2 separate regions of the Homo sapiens genome follow, and region 1 is linked to region 2. A link is a loop called in an ENCODE intact Hi-C map of the cell type or tissue named here. Cell type or tissue: CD14-positive monocyte. All regions are shown on one strand. Links, peaks and the distances in the headings refer to the core of each region. The heading gives the core; the rest is flanking DNA. Region 1 overlaps CDK5RAP3 (CDK5 regulatory subunit associated protein 3). Region 2 overlaps CBX1 (chromobox 1).

Region 1 (11,067 bases), core at 3,068-11,067, 92 kb after region 2:
GGTTGACAGACAGTCTGTCACCATTGTATGTCATCTTTCACCTCCTAATCGCTCAAGCTTAGGGGAAATCTGTGTTTAATGGGGAATCTCTGCAGGATTTCCTCCCAAACCTGCCTCCTGAACGGCAGGCCTCTATTTCAATCTCCCGGGGCTCCTGTGGGCGTTCTCCAATTTTCTGGATTTCACACAGAACTCTTCTAGCTACAGGGCCCTGCCTCCATTGTTGCTGTTTGTTAGAGGTGATTACAGGTCTCCTAGGATGGCTCAATATTCTGCAAAAACAGAATGGATAGTGATGATGGTGGTACAGCAATGTGAATGTCACTGAACTGTACGCTCAAAAAAGGTTAAAATGATACATTTTATTCTATGTATGTCTTACCTCAAAACCAAAACCAAAACCCACAGATGGATAAGGAATGAAGAGAGCTGCCTTGGCTCTTTGACCCCTTGTAGGGTGTGTGCTTGTAACCCGTATGGCCAGCGCAGGGCCATTCCCAGTGTCTCCCCTTCCAGAAGCACACTCAGCTCCCCCACCTCCTGCTTCCTCACCTCCCTGGTTAATACATCTCAAGGTCATTTTTGGAGTTGAACATCTGGAGGCTCCTTAAACACACTTTTCCAGCACCAGACTTGGGGCTGGTCTGACCAGCAACTCAGTTTGTGGCTAAAGCCACTTTAGCCACACCCTTGACATGTTTTGGCACTTGAGGTCTAAGAAATTCTCCCAGGGTTTTTGTGTGTGTGTGTATGTGTGTGTGGGGGGAGGGGAAGGATGGAAGCAAATTCAAGGGACCAGTGACTTTGCTTTTTTTTTTTTTTGTATTTTTAGTGGAGATGGGGTTTCAGCATGTTGGCCAGGCTGGCCTCAAACTCCTGACCTCAAGTGATCCACCCGCCTTGGCCTCCCAATGTGCTGGGATTACAGGTGTGAGCCACTGTGCCTGTCCTCCATGTTACTTTTTTTTTTTTTTTTTTTTTGATTCAGGGTCTCTGTCGCCCAGGCTGGAGTGCAGTGGTGTGATCTTGGCTCGCTGCAGCCTCTGCCTCCTGGACTCAGGTGACCCTCCCACCTCAGCCTCCACAGTAGCTGGGACTACAGGTGCAGGCCACCAAATCCGGCTAATTTTTTGTATCTCTTGTAGAGACGGGGTTTTGCTATGTTGTCCAGGTTGGTCTCGAACTCCTGGGCTCAAGCAGTCCACCTGCCTCAGCTTCCCAAAGTGCTGGGATTACAGGAATGAGCCACCATGCCCAACCTGACTTTGCTTTTTCTTGAATGACAGACAGAACTGTCTTCTGAAAGAACTAAGTTCTTCCTTCCCTGTGCTTTAAGATTAGTTGTGCTGGGTCTGCCCTCAGGCATTTGGGGTTCCCCTCCCTTCTACCAGGGTTAAGGGGCAGTGCGGATGCTCCTCGGTCCTGGTCCCCAGGTACAGATGCAACTACCTCCCTCCAACCTCACTGGCCCAGGGCTCTGCGTTCAAGTCCTCTGCCAGGAGAGAGTTAAGGGCTTGGGTTTAATTTGCCCGTTAATCACAGTTAAAAGAAGTAATGAGCGTCTCCCCAAAGCCTGGGTGTTTCTCTGCAGATTAAGCAGCAATTTGCATAGCCCCTTTATTCATTCCCACCTTCCCCTGTGGGGCGGCTTGTCCTTTCAGACACAGCCAAGCGCAGCCAGTGGCGGGAGCGGTTTGACAAATGGCTTTGCCATGCTCGTGGTTTGGGCGAGAGGGAGGGAGGGGAATGCTGGGAGGGAGAGAGCAGCTCCCGACAGTAATGGATAGCTGGGGCGTTAAGTAGTGCAGAACTTTTTATTAGATACACAGGAGAAGTTTAAATATTCAAACTGGTTTTCTTTGAAGCCTGGGGAATGAGAGGAGGGTGGCGGGCTGGCTAAGTAAGAGTTTACTCAGGGCCAATTTACTCAGAGAGGCCCTGGCAGTCACCAGGGAGGAAGGGCATCTGGAGGACACAGGCAGATCCGGGTCAGCTGGTGCCCCCGGGCTCTACACGCCTGCAGCAGCCTTGATGCCCTCCTGCTGGGCTCAGGCTCTGCCAGGCGGGACAGCTACCCTGGACGCAGCTCCTCGGGCCCGATTGCTCAGAGGGCAGAACGGCTTGCTCAAAGCCCAGCAGATGGTGGTATTCAGACAGGGAGGAGGCCCCAGCTTTGATAGCAAACCTAACTCTATGAAGCAATGATATCTCCAAAAGGATGGGACAATAGCCCTCTACTTTCCTCTCCAGAAATGTCCTCAACCAAACAGTGAAAGAGGAGAGATGAGGCCCAGAAATGATCCTCGGGGTAGGCAGGCACTCTGCCCAGGCTGGTCTCGAACTCCTGGGCTCAAGTGATCCTCCCGCCTCGGCCTCCAAAGTGCTGGGATTACAGGCGTAAGCCACCCCACCTGGCCATCAGTCCATTTAAAAAGCTGACTTAACCCCAATTTTCTTCCCAAACTTCTTGTGCTTCGTGAGACTCTTCCTTTGTGTTAACTTGTAAGCCACATGATCATAATATGTCAGAGGTCAAAGTCATTTTAGAGAGCATTAAGACAATTAAAGTTCAGAGAAGCTAACGTTTGATACTCCAAGAGAGACATAAATGTGGTCAAGACACCATTCCTGCCCGCAAGCAGCTCAGTGGGCAGGCACTTCAGGAAGGCATATAACACAATAAATAAGAGCTCCCCCCTCCTAAGGATATCTGCATGGGGCTGCAGGATGCTGCTGAGGGATGGAGTGACTAATTCTGCAGGGACAACTGGAGATGTCCACAGAGATGCATTTGGGCCTCATCTGAATCGGGGGTCAAGATGGTTTGGAGGGAGCCGAGTAAAGGATGGGGCCTCGAGGACACATGTGGATTTGATGTCTTGGGTGGGTAGCCCAGGCTGAAAAGGCTGGTGGGGTTCCAATTATGCAGGGCTTGGCGGCTGCTACTCTAGGAATTTGGGGCACTACAGAGCCTCAGAGTTTCTAAGCAGGGAAATGACTAGGGTGAAAAGGCCCAGGGTGGATTAGAAAGAGCAGCCAGCAGAGCCCAGGACACCACTGATGAAACTGTCAGGAAATAAAGAGAGATGCAGTGTGGGTGTGGACAATGGCTTTGATTTGGGACATGTTGGAATATGGGGCACCAGAACACGACTTTCTTTTTTCTTTTGAGACAAAGTCTTGCTCTGTCACCCAGGCTGGAGTGCAGTGACGAGATCTTGGCTCACTGCAACCTCCGCCTCTGGGTTCAAGCGATTCTCCTGCCGAGTAGCTGGGACTACAGGTGCATGTCGCCACGCTCAGGTAATTTTTGTATTTTTAGTAGAGACGGAGTGTCACTGTACTGGCCAGGCTGGTCTCGAACTACTGACCTCATGATCCACCTGCCTCAGCCTCCCAAAGTGCTGGGATTACAGGCGTGACCCACCACGCCCGGCCTAGAACACAACTTTCTAACCTCAGCTGAGGGTATTTCCACCCCACCGCCCTCTCACAACAGCTAGTCTGAGCCTTACTGTGCCAGGCACTGTTTTTTTGTTTTTGTTTTTGTTTGAGACGGAGTTTCACTTTTGTTGCCTAGGCTGGAGTGCAATGGCGCGATCTCGGCTCACTGCAACCTCCGTCTCCTGGGTTCAAGCGATTCTCCTGTCTCAGCCTCCTGAATAGCTGGGATTACAGGTGCCTGCCACTATGCTGGCTAATTTTTGGTGTTTTTAGTGGAGACGGGGTTTCACCATGTTGGCCAGGCTGGTCTGGAACTCCTGACCTCAGATGATCCGCCTGCCCTGGCCTGCCAAAGTGCTGGGATTACAGGCATGAGCCACTGCGCCCGGCCTCCAGGCACTGTTCTAAGTGGTGTGCATGCTCACCACAGCTTCCTACCCAAGGTCTTCGTCTTCATTTTACAGGTGAAGGAAATGAGGCAGAGAGGTCCAGCAACTTGCCCAAGGGAGTAAGAACAGAGACAGAGTTTGACCCAGGCAGTCCAGATCTCAAGAACGTGCTAATCACCAACACACTGTATTACATGTTTGTCTTCCTATCACTTTTATTAAATTTTGTATGTGCATGTACAGGAGTTGGGAAAGAGATCAAACAAGTGGCAATTAGATTAAATAGGCCCAATGAGGTGGCTCACACCTGTAATCCCAGCACGTTGGGAGGCTGAGGCAGGAGGATCCCTTGAGGCTAGGAGTTTGAGATCAGCCTGGACAACATAGTGAGACCCTGTCTCTATTAAAAAATAAGTTTAGGTTGCCAGGCACGGTGGCTCACGCCTGTAATCCCAGCACTTTGGGAGGCTGAGGCGGGTGGATCATGAGGTCAGGAGTTCAACACCAGCCTGACCAATGGCGAAACCATGTCTCTACTAAAAATACAAAAATTAGTTGAGCGTGGTGGCAGGTGCCTGTAATCTCAGCTACTCGGGAGGCTGAGGCAGGAGAATCGCTTGAACCTGGGCGGCAGAGCTTGCAGTGAGCTAAGATCACGCCACTACACTCCAGCCTGGGTGACAGAGTGAGGTTCTGTCTCAAAAAAAAAATAAATAAATAAAATAAGTTTAGGCCAGGCATGGTGGTTCATGCCTGTAATACCAGCACTTTGGGAGGCCGAGGTGGGTGGATCACCTGAGGTCAGGAGTTCAAGACCAGCCTGGCCAATGCTGTGAAACCCAGGCTCTACTGCACCTGTAATCCCAGCTACTTGGGAGGCTGAGGCAGAAGAATCGCTTGAACCCGGGAGGCAAAGGTTGCAGTGAGCCGAGATCGCGCCAGTGTACTCCAGCCTGGGTGACGAGCAAAACTGTCTCAAAAATAATAAGTTTTAAAAACAGATGAAATAAAAATCATTAACAGAACAGGTAGGAGTGTATGAAAAGGCAGAGAAGAGCCACAGGACCTGGGTTTCTGGGGAGAAACTGTACGCAACCATTAATTCTGGGGAATTAATGGTGGTTGGGAGGTGCATGTGAGGAGCTCCAGCAAGGTTGGCTTCTGCTCCCAAAGGCTGGGGATGTGCCTTTCTTTTGTCCTCAACTCCCGGCCAGGTCTCCAGAGCAGGTTAATTCTTTAGATGGGTGAGGAGATGTTCACTCTGAATGATGCAGCTTGTTCCCTGCTCTGAACTGGCAATAGGAAAGGAATTCTAGATGTGCCAGACTCCCCATGATACTGGCAGGCCCTCAGAGGGGCACAGGGGGTGGACCGCTGGGGCCCAGATGAACGAGCCTTAGCACTCCACTTATCCCATGTTCACAGTCAGCCACTGCAGGCTGCAGTGCAAAGGGATCCTACTTTTGTGGTCTATAAAGAGAACCACACCGGAGAGGACACGGTAGAACTGACGCAGGGAGAGAGGCAATGTTTGGGCAGAGAGGCAGTGAGTGGGGCTGAGCCATGGCTGGATTTAGCAAGCAGAGAATTTTGGAAAGGTGACTCGCTGCTTCCTTATCTGAAGCCGGGTGAGGAGTCTTAGCCAAGTAGTGAGAGGCGTTGCCTTAAATCCTCTCTGGAAAGAGGTGGGATAAAAGTCAACACAAAAGTATAGTGTGCTCTTGGCAGCATAATTCACATCAAACTAAGGATTCTGAGGGTGTAATCTTGGTGCACCGCTTCCCTCTTTCCCTGAAAGAGGGAAGTTTCAACCTGACTGCTTGAAACTTGGTCTCAAGCTCCCCTAAAGCCCCTCACCTCTCCTTTCCAAGAAGACAAGTTAGGCCAGGATGGAGAGTCCTCATCATGGTTCCCCAAACCAAAAATAAGAGCTCACACATGTCCACCAAGAGCCTCCTCCGCACCAGGCAGCGTTCTAAGAGCTCTGCATATCTTAACTCATTCTGTCCCTACAACGACTTCTGAGGGCATTCTGAGATACACAAGCAGGAACCCAAATACAACCAGTGAAGCTCAGGGAAGCTGGAGGCAGACCTGAAAGACACAGAGCTGCTCTTGCCAGGGAGAACCAGCCGGGTGGATCCCTTCAGTGCCTTCAGCATGGCCAGGAGGGCTGGACTCAGGAAGCAGGCGGCGGTAAAGGAAAGGGAGGCTAAAGGTTCTGGAGAACAAACCCAATGTTATCGAGTTAAAGGCTTTCATGAAACCACTTGCCTCAGCCTGGGGATCAGGGTGGGCCTTGATGTCACCTGTTAAGCAGTCACCTAGTATCTCTGATCCAGAGCAGTGGCCTAACCACACTGCTTACCAAGGGGGCCAAAATCAGCTGAGAAAACTCTATCTAAACCCACTTCCCTTCCTGGGAAAATAGCCAAACCTCAGTGAGCACTGCTTCCCCTCGCTGACCTTAGGCAGGGCTGGGAAAGCAGGTCAGGTGCTCATCTGCAAGCGCAGGGGCAGAAGCTTTGGAGGCCTGAACCCGGTCTGCCATGGTCACCTGGTCCACGGGGTTTCTCCCTGAAGCTCCATTGCTGTAAGCAATGGAGTCTGCGTAACAGCTGGTGACTGGGCAAAGGACATTAGAGTGGGCAAGGGTAGTATGCCTCAGTGAACTGACTGCTACTGCAAGAGGCTGGCCAGATGGCCAACGGAGCCAGCAGCTGAACAGGTGGGGCAGGAGCTAGAAGGCAATCTCCCAGAGGGAGAGGGACCAAGAGCAGCAGGCAGTTCCCTAAGCCAAGAGCATCCCTCCTGAGTGTTGAGGCCAGAGTGCAGTCCACTTACCTCCTCTATACCCTGCTAGTCTGCGGAGTCTTACCTCCATGTTCAACACCAATATTTTTCCAATTCCCGGACTTCTCATTTCAGCCCCTGATCCCCCAGAAAGAGGTGACCAGGCAAAGATTGGGGGGAAGTGGTGGGTTGACATTAATTGATAGGAACGGCTTCGAGCAGTTCATGCTGCCTTATCTCTCTCTCCTTTGGCTGGAGTCCGCGGGGTCGGTGATTAATAGGCGCCATCACTCACTGTCCAGGACGGCTGAAAGGCAGTGGGGAGGGGGTGGCCCTCCCCAGAACTGAGATAACAAGCAGCAGGAATAATGAGTGGTGTCACTCCACTTTTCATTTTGATGGAAAGTCATTACGGGAGTCAACGCCAGCGACAAAGAGCCATGAATCAACTGCTCTGCTATGAAATTAAAATCGAATTGCCAGCCACCCCCAACCCCTACCCTTCCTGGGAAATGGGGATGGGTAGGTGGCTTGGGAGAGGGCTGCTATCCTGGGGTGGGCTCTATCCGATCACAGAGCGGGCAGTTATGGGCAGGAAGTGGACAGGCAGCCAGGGAAGGTGACAGCTCCTGTCTCCACCTTGTTTATCAGACCCTTCCTCCCCAAACCGCATTTTCCCTCTGCCTGGAGGTAAGCTGTGATTAAAAGGAAAATGCAGCTTTGCTGGCTCCAACAAGGCTGCTGCTTGACCGCTCCCCCAGGGCTTCTGGCCTGAGTCGGGCGGCCTGGGCCTGGTTATGGAAAGGGGCCCACACGTAGCCATCCCAGAGCCCCTTACTGAACCATTTGTAGATGTGGGGTCCTCTTTATCACCAGAAGCAAAGGGGAAAAGTCCTCAACTTGGGGCTCCACAGTGACAGCTGATGGCCTGGGGAGCCCACCTGGATCAGGGAGCCCACCTGGATCAAGAACCCCACGAAAACAGGTGCGAAGCCTCAACTGCAGGCTCAGAGAAGCAGCATAAGGAACTGTCAGTACTGAAGCAAGAGTTTTTTCCTCTTTTATTAAGTCCGCTATACTAACTAGAAGGAGAATCTGTGGTTTTCGCCTGATAGACCACAGGGCCAATCACCACAGCTTCTTGTAGAGAACATGGAGAGTGCCAAGATCACCATCAGGTGCCGCTTCCTTCCTGTGGCTTTCCATCTTCCAGTCAGCCTGGTCTTTTGCCTTGAAGGGCCCCAAAACAACAGCCCTGGCTATCATCTTCATCCCAAAAGCGGAGAAGATGGGCAGGCAAGAACACGGAGGGTGTCACAGAGAGGTTCCCATCAGGTTCACAGGGCGCCCGCTGTACCTCTTGGAGATGTCAGCTTCAATCTGAAAGAGTGATACCAAGTGGGCAGAAGCAGGGGTGCTCAGGGCCTCATTTTGCACAGACTGGGAGTCCTCCCACTGGCAGGCCTCCCTTTCCCATCTCACCAGCTTCTGCAGCTCCTTGGTCTTCTCCAGTAGCAGGTCCAGCTTAGGCTCCAGAGCCGCCTGCTCCTCAAGTGCCTCCTGCTGCTTCTGCACCATCAGCTCTTTCTTCAAAGCCAGCAGCTGGGACTGCTTCAGCTTTTGCTGGAGGAATTCAGTCACTCGGTCCACATACCTGTGCGGGGCACTCAGGTGAGTGCTGGGTTAGCTGTGCATCCTGAGCATTCCCATTCAGCTGCTGGGGAGGTGAGAGGCTCGGGAAACCAAACCCCCAACTGGCCGCTTACCCTCACATCCTTAAACCCTTTCCTTTTAAGGAAAACCCACTCCCAGTTCCCCTGTCCTACTCAGGAAGCAAGCAGATTCTTCCTGTATATGTGAAACCTCCCCCTCTTGTCCCAAAGAGAACCCCTATCCCCAGTGGATGGCAATGGCCAGGAGGCAGGGATGGGGTTTAAGGGGTCATGGAACAAGAGGAGGAATACAAGGAGGCAGAGCTGCTCAAGATGGCAGAGCCTTGCATCAAGGGGAAGCCAGACCTTGGTGAGGCCAGGATCATAAACAGGTGTTGCAGCTGAAGACTGGTAAGCTTGCCAATCAGATCCTCCAGCACTGACACCATGGTAACCATCTTCTCTTTGGTCTGGCCCTGCAGGATGGCTGGAGCCAGCTGGAACTGGCTCACAGACAGGACATCTGCCTCCTCACTCAACTCCACTGCTCTCTGGGCTAAGAAGATCTCAAGCTGAGGACAGAAGAAAGATTGGTTCAGGCTGTACATGATGGCTCACACTTGCAATTCCAGCACTGTGGGAGGCCAAGGCAGGAGGATCGCTTGAGGCCAGGAGTTCAAGACCAGCCTGGGAAACGATGAGACCCTGTCTCTACAGAAATGTTTAAAATTAGCCAAACATGGTGGTGTATGCCTGTAGTCCCAGCTACTCAGGAGGCTGAGGCGGGAGGATCACTTGAGCCCAGGAGTTTGAGGTTATAGTGAGCTATGATTGCTGCACTGCACTCCAGACTGGGCGACAGAGAAACTCTTTTTAAAAAAAAAGGAAGAAAGAAAAAAAGAAGATAAATTGGTTCAAACTGAGAGAAGAACTCAGAATCTAAGCCCTCGGACTACTCGAAATGCAAAAATGAGACATGAGGGCTAGACTCTGGGTAAGGAGTTTCCTCTGAACACTGTAAGCGCTAGGAGAGACTACTGTCACCCTTCAGTCCCCACCTCCTATCTCATCCTAACCCCAGACCTCTGTCCTTTCTCCCCAGCCTGGGATCAGATAACTGAGAATACAGAGACTCAAAGGGTTCTCTCTGCCCAGGGAAGGTATTTATTTTGTCTCCATGGGAGGAATGAGATTCAGGGAACAGAAATACATGTTTGAGAAGCACTGGATTAAGGCAAGGCTGAAAAGAATACAAGAGCCAGCCATATTAACTTATCAATCCTATTCTGCCGTTAAAACTTCACAGATATCTTTTGTCCTCTCCCCTTGAGGCTGGGAGGAGCCTCTGGGCAGAAAGAGGAGAGAACTGGGTGAGGACAGAACTTTCAGGAGGCTCTCCGAACCAGCAGGCTACTGGGAAGGGAGCAGATACAGAGATTAACAAAGACAGGACCCCGTCCTCCCAGCCTTACAACAAAGGTCCAAGAACGCTGGCTCCTTACGCTGGGCTGCTCAACACCTTAGCCACAGGGATCGTCCTTAAACACAAATGAGATCATGTTCCTAACCTGCTCGAAACCTCCAACAGCTTCCCAGTTCACTCAGAGGCAAACCAAGGTTCAGACGCTACATCTCTGAGCTCTTCTACTCCCCACCAGCTCTCTCTCCTCAGCCACACCAGCCTCCATGTTGCTGGTCAACTGTGCAAGGTCTGCTCCCACCTCGGGACCTCTGCACTTGCTCTCTCTGCCTGGGAAGCCCTTCTGCCAGACATCTGCATGGTTCTCTCTGCACCGCCTGCAGTCTTGATTACAGGTCACCTTCTCAATGAGGCCTTCCCTGACCACCAGATACAAAACCATAGCCCTTTCCAACATCCTCGTCATCCTCCCCTACTTTCTCTTTCTCCGTGGCATTTGGTGCCATCTAGCATCCTGCATATTTTATTTATTTATCTTCTTTCCAGTCTGCATTCCCCATTAGAATATAAGCTCCATGAGGTCAAGGACTTTGACTGTCTTATTCACCACCCAAGTTCTGGTGCCTAAGGTAGTGCCAGGTGCCTAGGAGGTACCTGATAAGTAACTGGATGAATAGGAGGCATCTAATACGTGAGGCTCCTGCTGTAGGACACAAATAGCACTCACACCCTTCACACAAACAGGAGGGGTCAGGTCAGGCATCTGGAGTGAAGCCACCTGTGCTGGTGCCATGCCTCCCCCCTGCATCTTCCAGAGATGACAGTACCTCCATGAGCTCATCAAGGAACTGATTCCGGGTCTCAGTGTATTCAAGCAGTGTCAGGGCATCTGGGCCCCTGGCAACACCTTCTGGAGCTGCCAGGAAGAGACAGAGAAGTGATAAAGGATCAGAGGACTGGAGAAGGAAAAGACCCTCAAGTGTGAGAAGCCCTGGAGGATTAATACGGACAGACTCACTGTGCTAAAGCCACTTCTTGTTCTAATCCAAGGGGGAAGGCTACCTTGTCCCAGGTGTCTCAGCTCTAATCAGGTACCACTTTCCAACTCCCAGACTGAGAGGAGGACCAGAGCTGGGTTCAGAGGGGTAGAAAGGCCGGCTCTCTGCTCTGGTGGACCGCAGGAGGTAAAGTTTCATCCTGCACCGCCCTCTAGTGGCTCAGACACCACTACGTCTTCTCTGCTGTTGGGGCGGGGGTCATGTCACACTCCAGGGCCCCGATCCCCCTAGAGCCCTCCTACCATAACAGCTGGCCCACATGTGGTCTCTAAAAAGTTGAGAGTTTCTAAACTCTCAACTTTTAAGAACCT
Region 2 (11,595 bases), core at 1,310-9,309:
CCAGCTACTCAGGAGACTGAGGCAGCGGGATCACTTGAGCCCAGGAGGTCAAAGCTGCAATGAGCCATAATTACTTCACTGCATTCCATCCTAGGTGATAGAGTGAGACACTGTCTCAAAAAAGAAAAAAAGTTGTAAAATAAACTAAATACAATAAGTTAACAAGAAATTTGTGAATCGTAAGTTCAATTCAGAAAAGACTGCATAAAGAACAAGAGAACATGGCTGGGCACAGTGGCTCATGCCTGTAATCCCAGCACTTTGGGAGGCCATGGCGGGTGGATCACTTGAGGTCAGGAGTTCGAGACCAGCTTGGCCAACATGGCGAATCCCTGTCTCTACTAAAAAAACAAAAACTAGCTGGGCATGGTGGCACACACCTGTAGTCCCAGCTACTCAGGAGGCTGAGGCAAAAGAATCACTTGAACCCAGGTGGCGGAGGTTGCAGTGAGCCAAGACTGTGCCACTGCACTCCAGCCCGGCTGGAGTGAGACTCCATCTCAAAGAGGGGGAGGTGCGGGGCCGGGGCTGGAGCTGGGTTCGGTGGCTCACGCCTGTAATCCCAGCACTTTGGGAGGCCAGCACGGGTGAATCACGAAGTCACGAGTTTGAGACCAGCCTGGCAGCTTGACCAACGTTGGTGAAACCCTGTCTCTGCTAAAAATACAAAAATTAGCCGGGCGTGGTAGCTCACACCTGTAGTCCCAGCTACTCAGGAGGCTGAGACAGGAGAATCACTTGAACCCGGGAGGCAGAGGTTGCAGTGAGCCGAGATTGTGCCACTGCACTCCAGCCTGGGCTGGAGTGAGACTCCGTCTCAAAAAAAAAAAAAAAAAAAAAAGTCCAGGCACGGTGGCTCACGCTTGTAATCCCAGCACTTTGGAAAGCCAAGGCAGGCAAATCACGAGGTCAGGAGTTGAAGACCAGCCTGGCCAACGTGGTTAAACCCCGTCTCTTCTAAAAATATAGAAATTAGCCAGGCGTAATGGCGGGCACCTGTAAAACCAACTACTCGGGAGGTGGAGGCAGGAGAATCGCTTGAACCCGGGAGGCAGAGGTTGCAGTAAATTGAGATCACACCATTGCACTCCAGCCCAGCTCACAGAGTTGAGACTCCGTCTCAAAAAGACAAAAACAGACTGGGCATGGTGGCTCAGCTCTGTAATCCCAGCACTTTGGGAGGCCGAGGCAGGCGGATCATGAGGTCAGGAGATCGAGACCATCCTGGCTAACATGGTGAAACCCCGTCTCTACTAAAAATACAAAAAATTAGCTGGGCGTGGTGGCGGGCGCCGGTAGTCACAGCTACTCAGGAGGCTGAGGCAGGAAAATGGTGTGAACCCAGGAGGCGGAGCTTGCAGTGAGCTGAGATTGCACCACTGCACTCCAGCCTGGGGGCAGAGCAAGACTCCATCTCAAAAAAAAAAAACAAATTCAAATCCAGTACTTTGATGAAAAGGAAAACTTGGAATAGGAGAAAGTATGAGTCAGAGAGTAATATGTAAGTTTTATTGATATGTGCACATTTTTAGGAGGACTGCTTTTCTTTTTTTTTTGAGACAGTGTCTCACTCTGTTGCCCAGGCTGGAGTACAGTCGTGCGATCTTGGCTCACGACTGGCTAATTTTTGTATTTTTAGTAGGGACAGGGTCTCGCCATGTTGGCCAGGATGGTCTTGAACCCCTGACCTCAGGTGATCTGCCCGCCTCGGCCTCCCAAAGTGCTAGAATTATAGGTGTGAGCCACTGCACCCAGCCTTTCAATTTAATGCAATATTTTAGCTACCGTGCTCTTTTACAACGGTTTTTTTGTGAAGATGGAGTCTTGCTGTGTTGCCTAGGCTGGTCACACACTACTGGGCTTCAGGAATTCTCCCACTTGGGCCTTCCAAAATGCTGGGATTGCAGATGTGAGCCTGCACGCCTGGCCCTAGCTACCATGCTTTATGGTAAAAGGAGTATTGGGAGCCTTTTAAAATTACCAAGAATGGGTATAAAAGTTTTAAATGGATACACAAGAATAAAGAAGTTTGCTGTGAAGGCCAGGCGTGGTGGCTCATGCCTGTAATTCCAACACTTTGGGAGGCCGAGGCAGGTGGATCACCTGAGGTCAGGAGTTCGAGACCAACCTGGCCAACACATAGTGAAATCCCGTCTCTACTAAAAAAAAAAAAACAAAAAAAACAAAAAAAAAAACAACAAAAATTAGCTGGGCTTGGTGGCACACGCCTGTAGTCCCAGCTGCTTGGGAAGCTGAGGCAGGAGAATCGCTTGAACCCAGGAGGCGGAGGTTGCAGTAAGCCGAGATTGCGCCACTTTGCACTCCAGCCTGGGCAACAGAGCAAGACTCCGTCTCTCAAAAAAAAAAAAAAAGTTTGCTGTAAGATTAATTGGGGCTGTTTTATGAGCTTTCTGGCTGGACATATCAGAAAACTATTTTGTATCGAGTGTGAGAAGAAGCCTAACACTTACTATAAGCAGCATACAATATTATCACCTGTCATGTCCCTGGTTTTCTTACCATCCAGATATTATCTAACCAATAAGAGTGCTCCCTAATGCCCTTTTTATTTCATTTATCATTTTAGCAGCGTCACCCTTTACACCAGAAAGCTGGCGGGCACTATGGGGAAAAAACAAAACAAGAAGAAAGTGGAGGAGGTGCTAGAAGAGGAGGAAGAGGAATATGTGGTGGAAAAAGTTCTCGACCGTCGAGTGGTAAAGGGCAAAGTGGAGTACCTCCTAAAGTGGAAGGGATTCTCAGAGTAAGTTTCACTGACACAGGTAAATGTAGCCACCACGTGTTTATCAGGAGTCTAGAGATGTATGAGACCTCCAGTGCTATGATGGATACAGTGTGACTCAGTCCCCACCTTCATGGCTTATTGTTTAATTAGGAATATGGCCTACTGCTTATAATACAAAGCAGAATGACTTCTTTTTAAAAATTATTTCTTTTGAGACGAGGTCTCGCTCTGTCACCCAGGCTGGAGTACAGTGGTGCAGTCATAGCTCGCTGCAGCCTCAACCTCCCAGGCTCAAGGTATCCTCCCACCTCAGCCTTCTAAGTAGCTGGTACCACAGGCATGCACCACCATGTCTCGCTTAGTTGCCCAGGTTTGTCTCTTAACTCCTGGCCTCAAGCAGTCCTCCCACCTGGGCCTCCCAAAGTGTTGGGACTACAAGCATGAGCCACTGTACCCAGCCCATAGTGATTGCTGAGAAACAGTTTTGTGTGTGGCTACAGACCAATTTAAATTGACAAATAAAAGTCATTTGCCTTTGAAGGAAGCCAGTTTCTTAGCTTTCTATTTATACTAAAAAGCTTCCCCATTCCCCAAGAATTTCAGCTTTTCCATAGACATCTGAGGTCTTGTCCTCTTACGATTATCCTTAGTATGAGTATACTTATTTGAGTGAAAGTGTGACTTGCTGTGCCCTCTGGTTTCAGTGAGGACAACACATGGGAGCCAGAAGAGAACCTGGATTGCCCCGACCTCATTGCTGAGTTTCTGCAGTCACAGAAAACAGCACATGAGACAGATAAATCAGAGGGAGGCAAGCGCAAAGCTGATTCTGATTCTGAAGATAAGGGAGAGGAGAGCAAACCAAAGAAGAAGAAAGAAGAGGTAAGAATAGAAGTAAGAATTTTTACTAGCCCACAATTCAAACTACTGTCAAAGTAGTTTTGTTCTGCTTCTTCCCTGATATTAGCAGCTGTCTCTTCTTAGTCCTGAAATCTTAGGTAGGCTAATGCCTACAAAGTGAGAGTGTACTGTCATGAAGCCACATGATCTCTTACTTTTTATCCATGGTACAGGAGCAGTAAATGGAAAACTTGCTGGGGACAGATATAAGGGCAAGTGAATTCATTCTTGTAAAAAATAGTTTTCAATATTTAATCATTAAAGGTGTGAGGTGGCTATTTTGACTTAATCAGTATCTTAAAGTAAGTTGTTTTTTGAGAGTGAAGAGATAGTTGTAAACATTGATTTTGCTTGGGCTGTATGTCCCTTTTCACATAGGGAAAATCTCATGCGCTTCAGACATTGATGAATAATCACTCCAAAGGATTCTAACAGCTCTCTTACTTGAGCCAAGGTATTGGTGAAATATTGGCAAAAGAGTTTGTGATTGGGCCGGGCACGGTGGCTCACACCTGTAATCCCAGCCCCTTGGGAGGCCGAGGCGGGCGGATCACAAGGTCAGGAGATCAAGACCATCCTGACTAACACGGAGAAACTGGGTCTCTACTAAAAATACAAAAAATTAGCTGACGTGGTGGCATGTGCCTGTGGTCCCAGCTACTTGGGAGGCTGAGGCAGGAGAATCACTTGAACCTGGGAGGCAGAGGCTGCAGTGAGCCGAGATCGCACCACTGCACTCCAGCCTGGGCGACAGAGTGAGATTCCGTCTCAAAAAAAAAAAAAAAGAGTTTGTGATTACATTAATCAGAGACACAGGAATGGTTCCAGTCTGGATAATAGTCCCATATAGATAAAATTGTTCTACCCATCTTGTTTTTACAGTCAGAAAAGCCACGAGGCTTTGCTCGAGGTTTGGAGCCGGAGCGGATTATTGGAGCTACAGACTCCAGTGGAGAGCTCATGTTCCTGATGAAATGGTGAGTCGGCCAGTGGCTCTGTGTGGTTGTTTTTTTTCTTCTCCCATTGGTTTCATGCCAGAGGAAAAGAGCTGGACCTTCGAAATTCCAATCACCCAAGTGTGAAATTGTTAAGATGGCATAGTCCTTCGATAGTGACCCTCGGCCTGACTGCCACCCTGGACTCATGAGTTACAGGTAGGAGCCCTTAGGAATCTTGGGTCTTTGCCCATATTTTTAGGAGGTGGGAGACAATCTAGAGTGGAAAGAGTGTGGGAAGGAATTACATTTCACTTCTGTAAATAAAGGGGGAGAAAATGAAATGTGATTGGACCACCCTCTCCTTCTACCACCTCCTTAATAAAGATGAGGCTGGCCCCAGAATCAGAAATTCTGCTAAATTCTCAGGGTTAGGAAAGAATCTGTAGTTCTTCCTTTTGTCCTTAATTGTTGGATCCCTTTCAATTTGTGCAGATTCTACAATTACAGGATCAGCCAGCAGGGGTCAGCAAGGCTCCTTAACTGCTATCAAGCATAGAGCAAGCCTGCTTTTTTCCATTATGAGTATAAATACCAGTGATAGTAATACTCCATGAAACAGCCTAATGAAGATAGTTATCCCAACAATCTCTGTAATTTTCCTACTCTGTCAAAAGAAGGCCATTCTTCCTATTTCTTGCTCATTCTCCCCACAAAGTGGATCTCAATGATTGTATTTAAAATTTGGAAGGAATAATTCTAAGCCATTGCCAATGAAGGCAGCATTCTAGAAACTTTGTCCTTTAAAACACACACACACACACACAGTCTATGGAGCTTTGTCCTTTTGTCAGTCCAGAACTTACTCTGAAACTCGTGTCTGTACTAATTATCCTCTTTTACAGTATGGCTGGAGGGGCCTAACTTTAGCACCACTGAAAGCCAGAGTCACAACTAACTAACCTATTCTCTTCTATGTATTCCCTAGGCAGTTACTGGAGCTGCCCCTCTTTTAGCTGATTTATTGTTAACCTATAAGAGAAAAGTTCATTTTTAAGATGCTGCTTATTGGGTGGGAGAAGTTATACTGTGAGTTACTCAGTTTAGCTAGAATATACTTTTTCTGCATGTGACCAGTGTGAGTTACAGTAGTATCTCCATATTGCTTAAGATTGTACTCCTTTGGTTGACTCACTACTGTCTTTTTTTTTTTTTTTTTTTTTGAGACAGTCTCACTCTTTCGCCCAGGCTGGAGTGCAGTGGCACGATCTCAGCTCACTGCAACCTCCGCCCCTCCGGGTTCAATGATTCTTCTGCCTCAGCCTCTCAAGTAGCTGGGATTACAGGCATGTGCTACCACGCCTGGCTGATTTTTGTATTTTTCATAGAGATGGGGTTTCACCATGTTGGCCAGGCTGGTCTCAAACTCCTGACCTCAGGTGATCCACCCACCTCAGCCTCCCAAGGTGCTAGGATTACAGGCGTGAGCCACTGCACCTGGCCGACTCACTGCTGTCTACAGGTTAAAACTGGATTTGATTATAAGACAAAGTACATTTTAAAAAGTTATTTTACTGGAGAATAGAGATTTTTGTATATTTCTAAAAGTAGTAAATATTTCTGGGGAGTGAAATGACTAAATTTAACTCAGAGGGTGTTGTTCAGCTGTCAGCAAATGGCAGCATGCTTCAGATTCCCATTTCCCTCCCATTCTCTTGGGTCCATTGTTCAAAAACATACATTATCAGCTTACTCTTCTGCTCTATGGGACTATGTGGCTCTGATTTCCTGTTATTAAGGTTCTAGAGATTTGGGGTGGTGCTTTGTCAGAGATGTCATCAGGTGTCTCCTGCTTGCTTTACGCTACTGCTTCTGTCTAGGACATTCCTAATAACCTGAAGATAAGAGTTTGTTTTTTTTTTAAATGAGACAGAGTCTCGCTCTGTCACCCAGGCTGAAGTGCAGTGAGGCGATCTCTGTTCACTACAACCTCCACCTCCCAGGTTCAAGCGATTCTTGTGCCTCAGCCTCCCGAATAGTTGGGATTACAGGCGCACGCCACCATGCCTGGCTAATTTTTGTATTTTTAGTAGCAACACGGTTTTGCCATGTTGACCAGGCTGGTCTTGAACTCCTGGGCCTGCCCACCTTGGCCTCCCAAAGTGCTGGGATTATAGGCGTGAGCTACTGCTCCCTGCCTAAGAGTTTACTCCTAATTCCCTTATAATGTGTATGATTTTCAAATTTTGAAAACTTTTTTTTTTTGAGACAGAGTCTCACTCTGTCGCCCAGGCTGGAGTGCAGTGGCATGATCTCGGCTCACTGCAAGCTCTGCCTCCCAGTTTCACGCCATTCTCCTGCCTCAGCCTCCCAAGTAGCTGGGACTACAGGTGCCTGCCACCACACCAGGCTAATTTTTGTATTTTTAGTAGAGACAGGGTTTCACCGTGTTAGCCAGGATGGTCTCGATCTGACCTCGTGATCCACCTGCCTCGGCTTCCCAAAGTGCTGGGATTACAGGTGTGAGCCACTGCGGCCAGCCACTTGAAAACATTTTAAAATTCAGAAAACTACAGCTCCCTCATTTTCTACTCCCGATGTTGAAACATCATTTCAAAGCACCTGGAAGTTATGCGAGGATAGCATTTGGAAGTGTCAGTGTAATTACGATTATGCAAAAAGTGTCCATCTTCATTTGCTCTGGCCAATGCCAGATGTGGTATTTAATCCTATTACGGGCCGGGCGAGGTGGCTCATGCCTGTAATCCCAACACTTTGGGAGGCTGAGGCAGGTGGATCACCTGATGTCAGGAGTTCAAGATGAGCCTGGCCAACATCTTTAGTAGAGATGGCAAAACCCCATCTCTACTAAAAATACAAAAATTAGCTGGGTGTGGTGGCGCACACCTATAATTCCAGCTATTAGGGGAGGCTGAGGCAGGAAAATCGCTTGAACCCAGGAGGTGGAGGTTGTGGTGATCCGAGATCATGCCACTGCACTCCAGGCTGGGCAACAGAGTGAGATTCTGTCTCAAAAAAAAAAAAAAAAAAATCCTATTACAAAGCCAAGATTTCTCCATGGGTTCTTATCAGCTGGGATATGGCTTTTGGAGGAGTGTGGTAACTTCTCTTCCCTCAGAGAATCTAGGTATCCTCTCTTCCCTCAGAGAATCTAGAGAGTCATGCTTTTTGGGGCCTTGCCCAGATGTTCAGATGTGATTGGTTAAGTCCATTGACCTGGCTTTTGACATACACGAATCCCCAGAGGGAATTTTCAACAGGAGAGTTAACTCTGAGGATGTCACTTGACATACAATTGCCAGTAAATGCTGCTTGGGCCACGTTTTCATTGTTCCCTAGCCTATTTTTCTAAAATTACCATTTTTAAAGCACTGTCCCCTGGGTTATCCAACTTAGGATAGACCACCAGCACCTGGTCTCAAAGTCTCTCTTTGCTTTATTCTGCAGGAAAAACTCTGATGAGGCTGACCTGGTCCCTGCCAAGGAAGCCAATGTCAAGTGCCCACAGGTTGTCATATCCTTCTATGAGGAAAGGCTGACGTGGCATTCCTACCCCTCGGAGGATGATGACAAAAAAGATGACAAGAACTAACGCTCCTGAGTACCAGCCCCTGTCACATCTGACTGTGGGTTTCAAGTGGGAAGGGAAGGAGTTCTACTTGTCTTGACACCATAGAGGTGGCTTGAGAAGATGTCCTTTGAAGAGCCAGTATAGTTTCTGTGCCCTGCAGCAGCCCAAGTGCTTTAAAGCCGTTTCAAGCTGTATAGTTTGCACACCCATCCCAGTGGAGGGGAAAGGGGATAAGTGTTTCAAGGCAACCTTTTCTGCACTTTGCTGCGAAAAGCAAAGGGCCTTCTATGAAGGACAAAACTTGCAGAATTGGGTGTGTGGGAGAGCAAAAAAATACTGTAGATCTTCAAAGAGCATCTCCACAACCCACAGCCTTCTTCCCAATAGTGTTAACTCTGCATTTTTACAGCGTAGCATGTGTGTAGTTTTTGGCTATTACTGGTGTATTATTTGGGGGAGGGAGGGATGGGGAGGGGAGAAAGGGAGATGGGTAGCATCATTTTGATTAACATTTGGGGCCTGATAGGGGAAATGGTGAAGCAATGGAAAAGAACAGACAACTAATGATTTGCTTCTATGTCCAGAATATTTTACCTTTAAAAAAATGTCATTGGCACCATAAATAAGGACTGTGAGAGACTGTTTAAAAGCTGTGAAAGTCTGAAACCTATAAGCCAAGGTGTTCCCTGCCTAAACTTATTGCTGTTCCCACAAAGGACTAAGCCTGTTCATAAGTTACCAAAGTTGCCATTTTGGAGATGGAAATTGACGAGGAGGGAAGGTCTTTTATTGGAGAGTATACAGTACAAGCAGATCATTCTGCCTTAGAGGTGCTAATTCCCGAAATTAGAAGACCCTTTCTTTTCCAGTAACGAAGTTATAAATATCAGCTTGTTCATCCAAGCCACTGGCTGAGGTGTTAGGAAGAGGAAGAGGGTGGTAGAGGAGGTAAGACAGTAGGGAAAGACAAGGGCCCATGCTCTTAGTGGGGAAAACTCTTGGAGCCGTTTACTTTGAGCTTTGAACACTGAAACCATTGTTGGCAGGGTTCAGTCACTGACAGCACAAGTTTCACTGAATTGATCCAAGAGTTTAGTGATTTCAAAAGCCTTGGTCTCAGGAGAAGATTAAACTTTCATATTGGGCAGTGGTTCACTTTAAAACACACACATACACACACAAAACAATTTTTTAAGAAATCCTAATAAGTAACATACCCAAAATGCTCTGTCTTGAGTCATGAGAACCATCAGTTCTTGATATTGTCTAGACTTGCATCTAGAGCTACGTTGTAAAATTCTTTTAGGCATGTGTTAGATTTCTGTGTAAACTTTGTTTAAATGTAAACTTCATACTACATTGTCAGTTTTTGTCTTAATAAAACTATAGATTTATAATCCCTGATTTCTGTCTTAAGTCTTACCAGGAACCCTTCTTGCCTTATAGGTTCAGCCTGTTGGAAATGGCTTCCTCACTTGAATGGTTTTATTTCTTGAACACTGTAGGCTTGAAAATCTAGTGCCTGGCCTGAATCTTTAAGTGGTCACACCATGTTAATTTAGTAAATACTTACTGGGCATTTATCAGTTGCTGCAGAGGTTGTAAAGATGGTCGCATCATGCTGTCTTCAGTACTGCCAAAAGTTTATTGAGCACTCTGACCTGATAGCACTTCCAAACTATGGTATATTTGGAAACATGGGTTTTTAAGTTAGGTTTAGATCCTGCCTATGGTATGTAATAGATTATATGACCTTGGCTAAAATCTACTTCTCCAAAATTTTCCAGGAATTTGGCCCTGTGTTTGCGCACTGATTTAAAACGTCATTTTCTGCCTATGATTTTTTTTTTTTTTTTTTGAGATGGAGTCTTGCTGTCACCCAGGCTGGAGTACAGTGGTGTGATCTCGGCTCACTACAACCTCTGCCTCCCAGGTTCAAGCGATTCTCCTGCCTCAGCCTCCAGAGTAGCTGGGACTACAGGCGCGTGCCACCACACTTGGCTAATTTTTAAATTTTTTTAGTAGAGATGGGGTTTTGCCATGTTGGCCAGGCTGGTCTCGAACTCCTAACCTCAGGTGATCCACCTGCCTCGGCCTGCCAAAGTGCTGGGATTACAGGCATGAGCCACTGTGCCTGGCCTTGGACTTGCCTTTATTTTTTTTTATTTTTTTTTTTTTAGTCTTGCTCTGTTGCCAGGCTGGAGTGCAGTGGTGCGATCTCAGCTCACTGTAACCTCCGCCTCCTGGGTTCAGCGATTCCCCTGCCTCATCCTCCTGAGTAGCTGGGACTACAGGCGTGCACCACCACACCCGGCTAATTTTTTGTATTTTAGTGGAGACAGGGTTTCACCATGTTGGCCAAGATGGTCTTGATCTTCTGACCGCATGATCCGCCCGCCTCGGCCTTCCAAAGTGCGGGATTACAGGAATGAGCCACCACATCCGGCCAACTTGTCATTTTTGTAACAGACATAGGATTTCCACTGAGAACAAATCAGTGTAACAGTTGAGTACTACTCACTCGTGCAAAGCATTTGTTTAAAATAAACTGATGTGTAGATAATTTTTTCAGAAAGCCTCCTCAGGAAAGTTCTCAGGAGACATAAGTGGAGCTGGGGAGCCTTACTGAAGGTCTGGGTCACAGACAGGCCTTCCCGCACAGAGGTCTGAGTGTGTGCCCTGGTGGTGGTTGACAGTAGCACAGCAGTCGGTAGCTAATTAAGGGAGTTTAAGTGGAGGTGTTCTGGTTCTGTTCTGCACCATCAGATGCACTGAAATGAAACTACAGCCTTGGTTTGTATCCCAAATGGACTGCTAGTCAGCTTTGGTCTTAACCTTTGGAACTGACTGACTTGTCATTTGTGGCATTCCTGAGCTGTTGTAAAAACTGTATCATTCTCCCCCAGAGAAAACAGTAATACTGATAGGCATGCAGTGAAAACTGAGTTGAAGCTAGGTAGTCACAATTTTGTTATTTTCAAAAGCCAATTGGCATATTACTAGATCAGTAGTTTAAGGATCAACTTTTTTGATTGTTGAGGCCACAAATTCAAACTGTTATAAGTAGGCACAACAAATCTTAGGTCAGCTTGAGAAAGTATTCAGAGAATATTTCTTTGTTTTTTGTTTTTTCTTTTGAGACAGAGTCTCGCTGTCACCCAGGCTGGAGTGCAGTGGCACAATCTCAGCTCACTGCAACCTCCGCCTCCTGGGTTCAAGCGATTCTCCTGCTTCAGCCTCCCGAGTAGCTGGGACTACAGGCATGCCCCACTACACCTGGCTAATTTTTGTAGTTTTGGTAGAGATGAGGTTTCACCATGTTGGCCAGGCTGGTCTCGAACCCCTAACCTCAAGTGATCCACCTGCCTTGGCTTCCCAAAGTGCTGGGATTATAGGCGTGAACCACCACTCCCAGCCAAAGA

Evidence for each region. Peaks named below come from ENCODE experiments on the same cell type or tissue, not always from the same donor. Only the 100,000 strongest peaks of a DNase experiment are listed, where the experiment ranks them.
Region 1: a loop joins it to region 2, with 3 times the contacts of the local background. A loop is called at or near these places in 9 of 110 quality-filtered maps.

Annotation. Positions count from the first base shown.
Region 1 is chr17:47,978,376-47,989,442 of GRCh38, reverse strand. It overlaps CDK5RAP3 (CDK5 regulatory subunit associated protein 3), which reads right to left. Exons shown (of 14, transcript NM_176096.3): 11 at 10,526-10,614; 12 at 8,645-8,850; 13 at 8,109-8,280; 14 at 7,662-8,006. The coding sequence ends at 7,941. Among named protein-coding and RNA genes, the nearest start is that of CDK5RAP3, 13 kb to the right of the region's middle. In CD14-positive monocyte, for the core only: CTCF peaks have their summits at 10,736 and 10,935 (motif pointing left); a DNase peak (open chromatin) is centred at 10,892; H3K27ac peaks cover 588 bases.
Region 2 is chr17:48,068,034-48,079,628 of GRCh38, reverse strand. It overlaps CBX1 (chromobox 1), which reads left to right. Exons shown (of 5, transcript NM_001127228.2): 2 at 2,588-2,764; 3 at 3,451-3,628; 4 at 4,529-4,623; 5 at 8,050-9,570. The coding sequence starts at 2,625. The coding sequence ends at 8,194. Among named protein-coding and RNA genes, the nearest start is that of NFE2L1, 25 kb to the right of the region's middle. In CD14-positive monocyte, for the core only: CTCF peaks have their summits at 4,923 and 5,123 (motif pointing right); a DNase peak (open chromatin) is centred at 5,098.